Linked DNA regions of Homo sapiens: all the other regions are linked to region 2. A link is a contact called in ENCODE Hi-C or POLR2A ChIA-PET data. All regions are on one chromosome and are shown on one strand. The core of a region is the stretch at or near the end of the contact, and the rest is flanking DNA. Distances in the headings are between cores, read along the strand shown. Region 1 overlaps C1orf21 (chromosome 1 open reading frame 21). Region 2 has its middle 24 kb from the start of TSEN15. Region 3 has its middle 22 kb from the start of C1orf21-DT.

The links. Hi-C counts contacts between places; a loop is a spot of excess contacts on that map. ChIA-PET counts read pairs that join two places held with the same protein, here RNA polymerase II (POLR2A). Pooled maps may share reads with other maps.
Region 1: POLR2A ChIA-PET joins it to region 2 with 10 read pairs in AG04450. The contact joins two enhancer-like sites. A Hi-C loop is called at or near these places in 1 of 168 maps with a recorded cell type or tissue (endothelial cell of umbilical vein) and 9 of 50 pooled maps. POLR2A ChIA-PET finds 5 or more read pairs at or near these places in 3 of 52 experiments (AG04450, CD8-positive, alpha-beta memory T cell and H1).
Region 3: a loop to region 2 is called in a map of heart right ventricle, with 2.9 times the contacts of the local background. The contact joins two enhancer-like sites. A Hi-C loop is called at or near these places in 4 of 168 maps with a recorded cell type or tissue (A673, heart left ventricle, heart right ventricle and 1 more) and 2 of 50 pooled maps. POLR2A ChIA-PET finds 5 or more read pairs at or near these places in 1 of 52 experiments (MCF 10A).

Annotation. Positions count from the first base shown.
Region 1 is chr1:184,502,516-184,505,544 of GRCh38, forward strand. The region is part of intron 2 of C1orf21 (chromosome 1 open reading frame 21); the gene reads left to right. Among named protein-coding and RNA genes, the nearest start is that of C1orf21, 120 kb to the left of the region's middle. Within about 2 kb of position 1,683, at least 2 of the 41 ENCODE cell types and tissues checked have a DNase peak (open chromatin) inside an H3K27ac peak, as active enhancers do.
Region 2 is chr1:184,074,287-184,077,445 of GRCh38, forward strand. It overlaps a transcript of TSEN15 not described here. Among named protein-coding and RNA genes, the nearest start is that of TSEN15, 24 kb to the left of the region's middle. Within about 2 kb of position 1,350, at least 5 of the 41 ENCODE cell types and tissues checked have a DNase peak (open chromatin) inside an H3K27ac peak, as active enhancers do.
Region 3 is chr1:184,362,849-184,366,180 of GRCh38, forward strand. No RefSeq gene overlaps it. Among named protein-coding and RNA genes, the nearest start is that of C1orf21-DT, 22 kb to the right of the region's middle. RefSeq lists enhancers at 616-1,116, 1,117-1,617. Within about 2 kb of position 1,648, at least 4 of the 41 ENCODE cell types and tissues checked have a DNase peak (open chromatin) inside an H3K27ac peak, as active enhancers do.

The DNA.
Region 1 (3,029 bases), core at 433-2,932, 430 kb after region 2:
TGCTTGTTTATCTATGATTTAAATGTAAATAAGCATTAGGTTTCAGTAGTGAATAAGGATACAAAAGGCATATGAGAATTGCTGTCTTAGTGACATTAACATTTTTGGATTATGAGGTATCATAAGGGATATTTACAAATATGTACAGTCTTTATACTTCCCCTCGTAGAGATACAGTGGTCAGACACCTTTCATGTCTAGTCTCTGCAAACTTAAAGACATAATTTTCCTGCTTGTTACTTTTAACAAATCATATTTTTAGATTATTAGAACTTAACGTGGCCATGCATGATGGCTTACACCTGTAATTCCAACACTTTGGGAGTCTGAGGTGGGAGGATTGCTTGGGTCCAGGAGTTTAAGACCAGCCTGGCCAACATGGTGAAACCCTGCCTCTACAAAAAATACAAAAATTAGGCAGGCATGATGGTGTGCACCTGTGGTCCCAGCTACTCAGGATGCTGAGGTGGGAGGATCACTTGAGCCTGGGAGATGGAGGTTGCAGTGAGCCGTGATCATGCCATTGCACTCCAGCCTGGGTGACAGGGTAAGAAACTGTCTCAAAAAAAAAAAAAAAAAAAAAAAAAGATGTATCAAGCAATCTTATTTTGAAATGTTTGCCTCTATTAGGTTAATTTGAAGCAAACTCTGGAAGGAACTGAGAATATTTTATACTAAGTGTACCAAAGCTTCTTGTTAGGAAGTTTATAACTACCCTAAAAGTTGCTTAATAATGACTATTACATTGGAACTGACTAAATCACTTTCTACTAGTGAGGACAGTAGTTATCGTTCAGGGACTTCCTGACTCAGGGAATTGATAGTGGTATATGAGGTTCTTTAGCTGAGTCTTTGTGTGTAAGTTTACTCCAAATTTAGAGTCAGCCCTAGTTATCTGTGGTCAGTCAAGTAGAAGATGGGTTCTCAGAGCATTAGTCTTCCCCTCAAGACAGCTGGTTTTCCTTGGGCGCTCTCTGCTGTCCTCCGTCCCCTCTCCTCTACATCCCTGCATCGCTTAGTACAGAGCCCAGCACATAGGTACTCAGACTGTACTGAGTGTACACCTTCCAGATGAGGACAGTGTAGAAGTAAACCATAGTTAGCTATGCTGAAGTGATTGACGCCTTCACTCTTCTCTGCTCTTTAATTCCTCTCCAACAAACTTGTGTTCAACCCAATAAAGATGTTAGGTTCTGACCTATTGCTAGCTACAAAACTAGAACTCGTGGGTCAGACCCCATTCCTTCCAAGCTTTGCAGATAGAAGATCTGCCACGAGGTTACCTTTGTATTTAATAGAACTGACTTTTAAATGAATCAACTAGAGAAATGGTTGCTGGAATGAGTTTGGCATGTCAGGATTATTAAAAAGTTAAAAATTTTCATAGATGTACATGTTCAAGGGAGAAGCAGGAAAAACGGCAGAAACAGACTGTACCCACTACTGTTTGAGATCAGAAGGGATCTTACAGTTTTCTAAAATGATGAAAATTTGAATCTACTCTGACACCTTCTCACGTAGTCTTCTTTTGATCAATGCCACTGAACAATCCCAGCCCCACTTGGATGTAATCTGAGGAATAAAATGCTAAAAATATCACCCAGGCGTTGCTTTTACCCCAGATCTATTTTGACTAGCACAGCCTGCAACTGTTTACATGCAGAGAACAGGAGTCAGCCTACTGTTCCCGACGTGCATTTTAATAAGCCACCTGACAAGATCAACAGGAAGAAAAGAAAAATTGGGAACAGGTGCAAGGAAGCTGGGGGGAGCCGAAGGAAGACAGGTCCTGTGTCTCCCTTCTCTTCCTCGAGTTGGCACGTTTTTCTGCGCCAGGACCCTCTGGCTGTAACGGTGGCTGTCTCCATTTCTTCCAGTGTGGGCTCTGATAAAGGGAACCTAAAGTCTCAAATTAATCCCCCATGTCTTCAACAAAAGGAAAACTGGATTTTGGTAGTGATTGTTTTACTGTCGTAACCCAAAATGCTTCATTCATTCGCTCAGAGGCTGGTTGGTGAGGTAGGACGTTCCTGATGGCTGCCTTGCCTTGGGAATGTGTGGTGCATTTGCTGATGAGATGTCTGTTTCCAGATGGATATCTTCCTTCCCGGCACCAGCCTTTGAGAATGTGACAGACCATTTTTAAATATTTGCTTTGTACAAATTGTGGCCTATTGAAGGATCTTGCCCAGCTTTTTTTGTTTTATACCGTGATGGATTTTGTGCGGTGTGTTGTGTAAGTAATAATGATAGGTCTGGCTTTGTAGTCGTGGCTGTTTGTTTTCTCTTCCTTTGTATCCAATCTTATTGTGTTCCTCTTAACACCACGTTGGCTAGCCAGCCAGGGTTGTTAATGACATGTTAAAGCCTATCTTCTGTCTAAATTGGTGGGGATTCTGTCTTGATTTAAAAAATGGCCTGTGTTTAGAATAATGCTGCTTTGAAAGTCATGTAGCCAGTAGCTTTTCCATTTCATTGGAAAAACATATTGGAAAAGTAGTAATAGTTTGTCCACTACCTTCAATTTAGTTGTGTTCCCTGGAGGGATAAGAAAATGAAGACTGAATGTCACTGGGCTGTTCAGAGTATGTCTGCACTAGTCTGTGGCTTGGCAGACGGGAGAGGACAGTGGGCAAGTGCAAGGGCATCTCCTCCCTAGGAGAAACCTTCACTACACAGTGGGCAAGGGGCCATCTGGGTCTTTCAGAAGGTTCTGCTTAGGTCCAAAAATGTTACCCTCTTCCCCATCCTACAGACAAAATCATAGAATCCACTTGTGATACATAAAGAAATATATATATATATATATATATATATATATATATACACACATGCCATATATATATAGACATGTATATATTCACCTATATATATTTATATCAGTGTTCTGTGTATTTAAATAATTAGAAACTCACCATTAGCAATTAAGTTCACAATTTAGTTCAGTTAAAGTTTATTAATAGTAGGCCAGGCATGATGGCTCACGCCTGTAATCTCAGTACTTTGGGAGGCCGAGGCAGATGGATCAC
Region 2 (3,159 bases), core at 100-2,599:
ACACATTTATTATCTTATAGTTTTTGTGGGCAAGGGACCCGGGCACAGATTAGTTGGGTCCTCCATGAGGCTACAGTCAAGGTGTTGGGCAGGGCTCCAGTCTCATCTGAGACTTGACTGGGGAAGGGTCAGCTTTTTCACCCACATGGTTATTAGTAGCCTTCAATTTCTTGAGAGTGCTCAATGCTTATATGCCATTGGCAGGAGGCCACCCTCAGCTCTTTGCCACGTGGGCCTTCTCAATATAACTGGTTGCTTCCTCAAAGCCAGCAAAGGAGAGTCTCAGCAAGATGGACCTTATAATCCTTATATAATGTAATCACATACATCCCATCACCTTTGCCGTATTCTGTTGATTGGAAGCAGGTCATAGGTCCTGCCTACACACTAGGGTTTCATGGCTGATTAGGAAACAACAATAACAAGAATGGAAAAATGATGAAAATTAGGAACATCACAAAATAGTATAAAGCATCATTCTTCATCTGTAGTCATTCCTGACTCCTTCCTTTGATGGTATTTGAATTTCACTTTTATTCTTGGTGGGAGGTCTCCATAACTCCTTCAGGCTCCCTCTGCTTCCCCAGAGGACATGAAGATGGACCTATTCAGAACAATATGTGTTTGGGTGACTCTAGTGGAAAATTTGCAGGTCTAAGAATCCTCAAACAGTTTATGATAAATTCTTAGGGTCTCTTGATTTCTTAAGTCTCTCGTTTGATTCATTTTGAGGTCTTTCATTATAATTCTAGAAAAATAGCATTTTCAGAAAGAAGTGTAAGGATAATGTCAGATTTGTGTGTCGGATCTGTTGACCAGTGGGCTCCTATATAACTACAAAACCAGAAGTGTCTTTTGGGGTTGGCTGTGAAAGGCGCTTTCCCAACTCTTTAAACTAGGATTGAATCCTGCTGTATGTCTTGGGATGTTTACTCTATTTCAGAATGTTCCCTGTGTACTTCACCAAAGTTGTTCTGTCCAAAGCCAGCCAGACACATCCTAACATGAATAATGGCCCAGAACTTTTTGGAAAGGGAGGCCACCCAGCTGTGTATGTCTCATTTTAATGAAAAACTAGATAAAGTGATTTAAGTAATTTTGTAAGTGAGTTTACATTTGTCTCCCTGTTAGACTGGGCTCCTTAAGAACAGAACAAGAAATGTATTTTTTAATACATCTCTGTATCTTGCCTCTTTGCACAGTAACTCACATATAGTAAACCCTCAGTAAATACTTGGCAAATGAATGAATGCTGATTATAGCCGTGTCTGATTATATAATGGCTTATTTTTTCCCTCAAGGCAAACTAAAACAATTCATTTGGACACCAGAGGGCACTGCTAGATAACCACAGCATTTTCAGACTCTACTAAGAGTAGATTAGCTGGAGAAGTGGTACTCTTGAAAATTTATTTTCAATCTGTAGGAAATAGCATAAATAAAAATATAAATAAGTTTTACGTACTCACATCCCCTTTTTCTTTCTGGCATGCCTCTAAAATTATACTGACATTAAATATGTGACTTGATTCATGCTTTGCTTAAAATGTAGATCTATATTTAGAAATAAAAGCCTGTTTAGGGTAGGGGTAGATGGGGTGGGTTTTATATATATATATATATATTTTTTTTTTTCTTAGCCATATGAAAGTATGCATTTTAGTTTTTCATTCTAAAAGCCTAATTTATCCTGAAATGAATTTCAGGATCACATCACATAGCAATAAACCCCAGCTCTGGAACACTCACTATTCTGGCTAAGTGCTGGTGGTAAAAGATATACATTGCTGCTTTAATATAAGCAGGTATTCCTTGTTGTATTGCAATTCTCTTTATTCTGTTTTGGGGATATTGTGTTTTTTACAAATTGAAGGTTTGTGGCAACCCTGCCTCAAGCAAGATTGTCGATGCCATTTTTCCAACATGATCATTTCATGTCTTTCTGTCATATTTTGGTAATTCTTGCGATATTTTAAACTTTTTTTATTATTATATCTGATATGGTGATCTGTTTTTCAGGGATATTTGATGTTACTATTGTAATTGTTTTGGTGTGCCACAAATTGTGCCCATATAAGACAGCAAACTCAGTTGATAAATGTTATGTGTGTTCTGACTGCCCTACCAACCAGGATTTCTGCCATTTCTCTCCCTTACTTCTGGCCTCCCTATTCCCTGAGAAACAGCAATATTGAAATTAGGCCAATTAATAACCCTACAATGGCCTCTATGTGTTCAAGTAAAAGGTAGTGTAGTACATCTGTCACTTTAAATCAAAAGCTAGAAACGATTACACTTAGTGAGAAAAACATGTCAAAAGATGAGATGGGCCAAAAACTAGGCCTCTTGTGCCAAACAGTCAAGTTGTGAATGCAAATGAAAAGTTATGGAAAGAAATGAAAAGTGCTACTCCAGTGAACACATGAATAAGAAAGTGAAACAGCCTTATTGTTGATATGGAGAAAGTTTGAGTGGTCTGCAGAGAAGATCAAACCAGCTACAACATTCCCTTAAGCCAAAACCTAATCCAGAGCAAGGCCCTAACTCTCTTTTCAATTCTATGAAGGCTGAGAGAGGTGACAAAACTGCAGAAGAAAAGTTTGAAGCTAGCAGAGCTTGGTTCATGAGGTTTAAGGAAAGAAGCTGTCTTCATAACTTAAAAGTGCAAAGTGATGCAGCAAATCCTGATGTAGAAGCTGCAGTAAATTATCAAAAAATCTAGCTAAGATAGTTGATGAAGGTGGCTATATTAAATAACAGGCTTTAAATGTAGACAGACGGCCTTATATTGGAAGAAAATGCCATCTAGGACTTTCATGGCTAGAAAGAAGCCAATGTCTGGCTTCAAAGCTTCAAAGGATGGGCTAATTCTCTTGTCTGGGGCTAATGCAGCTGATGACTAAATTAAAGCCAATGTTCATTTACCATTCTGAAAATCCTGGAGTCCTTAAGAATTACGCCCAATCTACTCTACTTATACTCTATAAGTGGAACAATGATGCCTGGATGAAAGCACATCTGTTTACAGCATGGTTTACTGAATATTTTAAGCCTACGATTGAGACCTACTGCTCAGAAAAAAAGATTTCTTTCAAAATATTACTGTTCATTGACAATGCACCTGGTCACCCAAGAGCCCTCATGGACATATACAAGGAG
Region 3 (3,332 bases), core at 398-2,897, 290 kb after region 2:
CCTTATTTCATTATTCCAAATGGAGTAAGTTGTAGGGTGATTCATTCTTGTTGCAAAAGCACATTTTTCCTATAAATATTCTGTGGAAAAGCCTTTGTATGGTTTTATACTGGTAGGATAATTCTAGAGTGCCACATTTGACAAATGACATCAGCTTGCCTGCCTAGCCATAAACCATTTTATAACTCTTATGCATAATTTGGCTTCAGGTCAAGGTGGTGTAATATGAACAAGCAGAATATACAGCACAGAGTGTCCTCAGAAGCTATCTTAAAGATCAGCAAAACTCATTCCTGTAAGAGAAGCTCATCTGTGAAGCAAGGTCAAGCCCAGTGGTCATCAGAGAAGGATCCCGTAGCTGGAGTTGCTCTTTGCATGGAAGTGCTTCTGCCTTGTACCTCTGCTGTGGCAGACCCTCTAGTTGCCCACCTTACATCCATTCCCTCTACCATCAACTACTGCCCCGTTTTCTTGTTATAGGTATTCCCATTTGTTCAGGAATCAAACAGCCAAATTCTTCAGGGGAGGCTGGCCTTCTCCCCAGCCCCAGGGGTTGAATCTCAGTGGTTGGACAAATCATGATAATTCCATTTCCTTTCCAGTCATTGGTTTAGGAATAAGCATGCGACCCACAATTCTGGCCAATGATACTTCTTGTTTTGACAGGAAGTCTGCAGGGGGACTTCTGCAAGGGGAAGTCTGCAGGCCTCAAAGATGGGCAGCAGTTGGGACAGCTCTCACAGGAAGGTCTTCAGGATCACAGCAGGGACATGTATGTCTCCATAGCTGTCAAAGTTCATGGGCTTCCCTGCACACAGAACACAGTACAGCTGAGGTCTGGGCTCTGGCCTGGAGTTTGCTGCTGCAAAACGAGCTCTGAAGCAAAATGGCTTGAAAACTCCTGGTGCAAATAGCCTTATTCTAGAGCTACATGTCCCATGGATGACTTTGTCCTCACCTGGATATGGGGGTGCTCTTACCTCACCAGCCCCCGTGGCTGCACACCTCGCCGTTACTGCTTCCTCCTGGGTCCCCGGCAGAGGCTGGGGTGGGCTATTTAGCTTCTCTGCAGTGTTGCTTCCAGCTCGGATGGAAGCTCTCTGAGCCCAGGGCCTTAGCACAGGTGACACACAGCCCACAGGCCTGGGACAGGCAGGCAGATGAGTGCCCGAGCTTGGCACCATGCAGCCCTGAGGCTTCGTGAGTAAGGCACGATTGATCGTGTGAGCAGGAGGGATCGAGGGCAAGTCTTCTCAGCAAGGTGGTGGCTTCATTAGTGTTTGCATAGAGGACTCTGCGGGAGGAGCTTCTGGAAAGTTCTGTTTGCTGTTCAAAAGAAATATAAAGATGTTTCTTCTTAGGCCATTGGATACTTTTGTGTGGATATGATGCTCAGGGCTGCTGTAGCCACCTTGAAACCATGAGTGAATATGCCTGGAGCCAAAAGCTAACACAATGAGGATGGTGTAATAGAAAGATGGTTTATTAGGTTCTCCAGAGAAACATATATAGAGAGAAATATAGAGAGATGTAAGAGGAGACATATAATGAAACTTGGCTCACACAATTATAGAGGCCTACAAGTTCCAAGATCTGCCAACGGCAAGCTGGAGAACCAGGAAATTGACTCCTGGTGATGTAACTCCCACTCCGAGGCCAAAAGCCTGAGAACCCGGAGTGTTCTCAAGGTCAAGGGAGGGACAGTGGGAGGTGGAGCTAGTGTAAGTCCCAGAGTCAGAAGGCCCCAGAACCAAGAGCTGTGATGTCCAAGGGTGGGAGAAAATGGATGTCTCAGATCAAGGAGACAGGGAGAGGCTGGGCATGGTGGCTCATGCCTGTAATCCCAGCACTTTGGGAGGCCAAGGTAGGCGGATCACTTGATGTCAAGAGTTCAAGACCAGCCTGGCCAACATGGTGAAATCCCGTCTGTACCAAAAAAAAAAAAAAAAAAAAAAAATTAGCCAGAGGTGGTGGTGCATGCCTATAATCCCAGCTACTTGGGAGGCTAGGGCAGGAGAATCACTTGAACCCGGGAGGTGGAGGCTGTAGTAAGCCAAGATTGTGCCACTGCACTCCAGCCTGGGTGACAGAGTGAGGCTCCATCTCAAAAAGAAACAGACAGGGAGAGAATTCACTCTGCTATTCAGTGGGCATTCAGTGGATTGGATGATACTTGCCCACAATGGTGAGGGCAGATCTTCTTTACTTAGTGCACTGATTCAAATGCTCATCTCTTCCAGAAACACTCTCACAAACACACCCAAAAATAATGTTTAGTCACCTACCTGGGTATTCCTTACCCAGTCAAGTTGACACAAAAAATTAGCCATCACAGATGGGAAGAATCTGGATCCCCAGTGAACTCTGAGCTGAATTTAAAACCCCAAAATCACCTGACTTCAAGACTTTATTGTTATGTGAGGTAATAAATGCCCTTATTGTCTAAGCCACTTCTGGTGGATTTTCTGTTCTTACAGTCAAAAGCATCCTAACTAGCCAGGCAAGGTGGCTCACACCTGTAGTCCCAGCATTTGGGGAGGCTGAGGTGGGTGGATCACTTGAGCTCAGGAGTTCAAGACCAGCCTGGGCAACATGGTGAAACCCCCTCTCTGCAAAAAATATAAAAATTAGCAAGGCATGGTGGTTTGCGCCCATAGTCTTATCCACTTGGGAGGCTGAGGTGGGAGGATTACTTGAGTCTGGGAGGTGAAGGGTACATTGAGCTGTGATCGCACCCCTGCACTCCCACCTGGGCAACAGAGTGAAACAAAAGCATCTTAACTAATACGTCTGTTAGCCCCATAACCAACTCTAGAAGAACCTTATATCTCATATTATAGTATCTGATTACTCCAAGAAAATACACATTAGTACTGGGATTTTTCTGTTGGGAGAAAGATTTTTTTTTTTTTGCTCATTCCTTTCCTAGTTTTCTCCCATACTGACATAGCAGCTTGTCTCCACCACAAGGCTTAGTCTCACTGAGTACTTTGTAGCTACCACTCATTCATGAAGACCTGACTGAGCTTTTAGTTCTGACATTATTGCATCAGCCTAAAACAGAATGGTAGTCCTAGCCACATCAGACACCGAAACAATGAAGAGAAGTCTTTATCATTCAGGTGCTGGCATTTTAATTATCTGTTTGTTGTTGTTGACATTGACATTGTCATCTCCATCGCCAGCAGTCTGAGCTCCCCAAAAGCTTCTCTATAATATGCCCAGTGCTTCACATATAATAGGCATTTAACAAATGTTTGTTATATGAATGCATGAGTGAACTCTAGTTACAATTAGAATGTCAAGGAGGATTTGGAGAACTTGAAGATCTG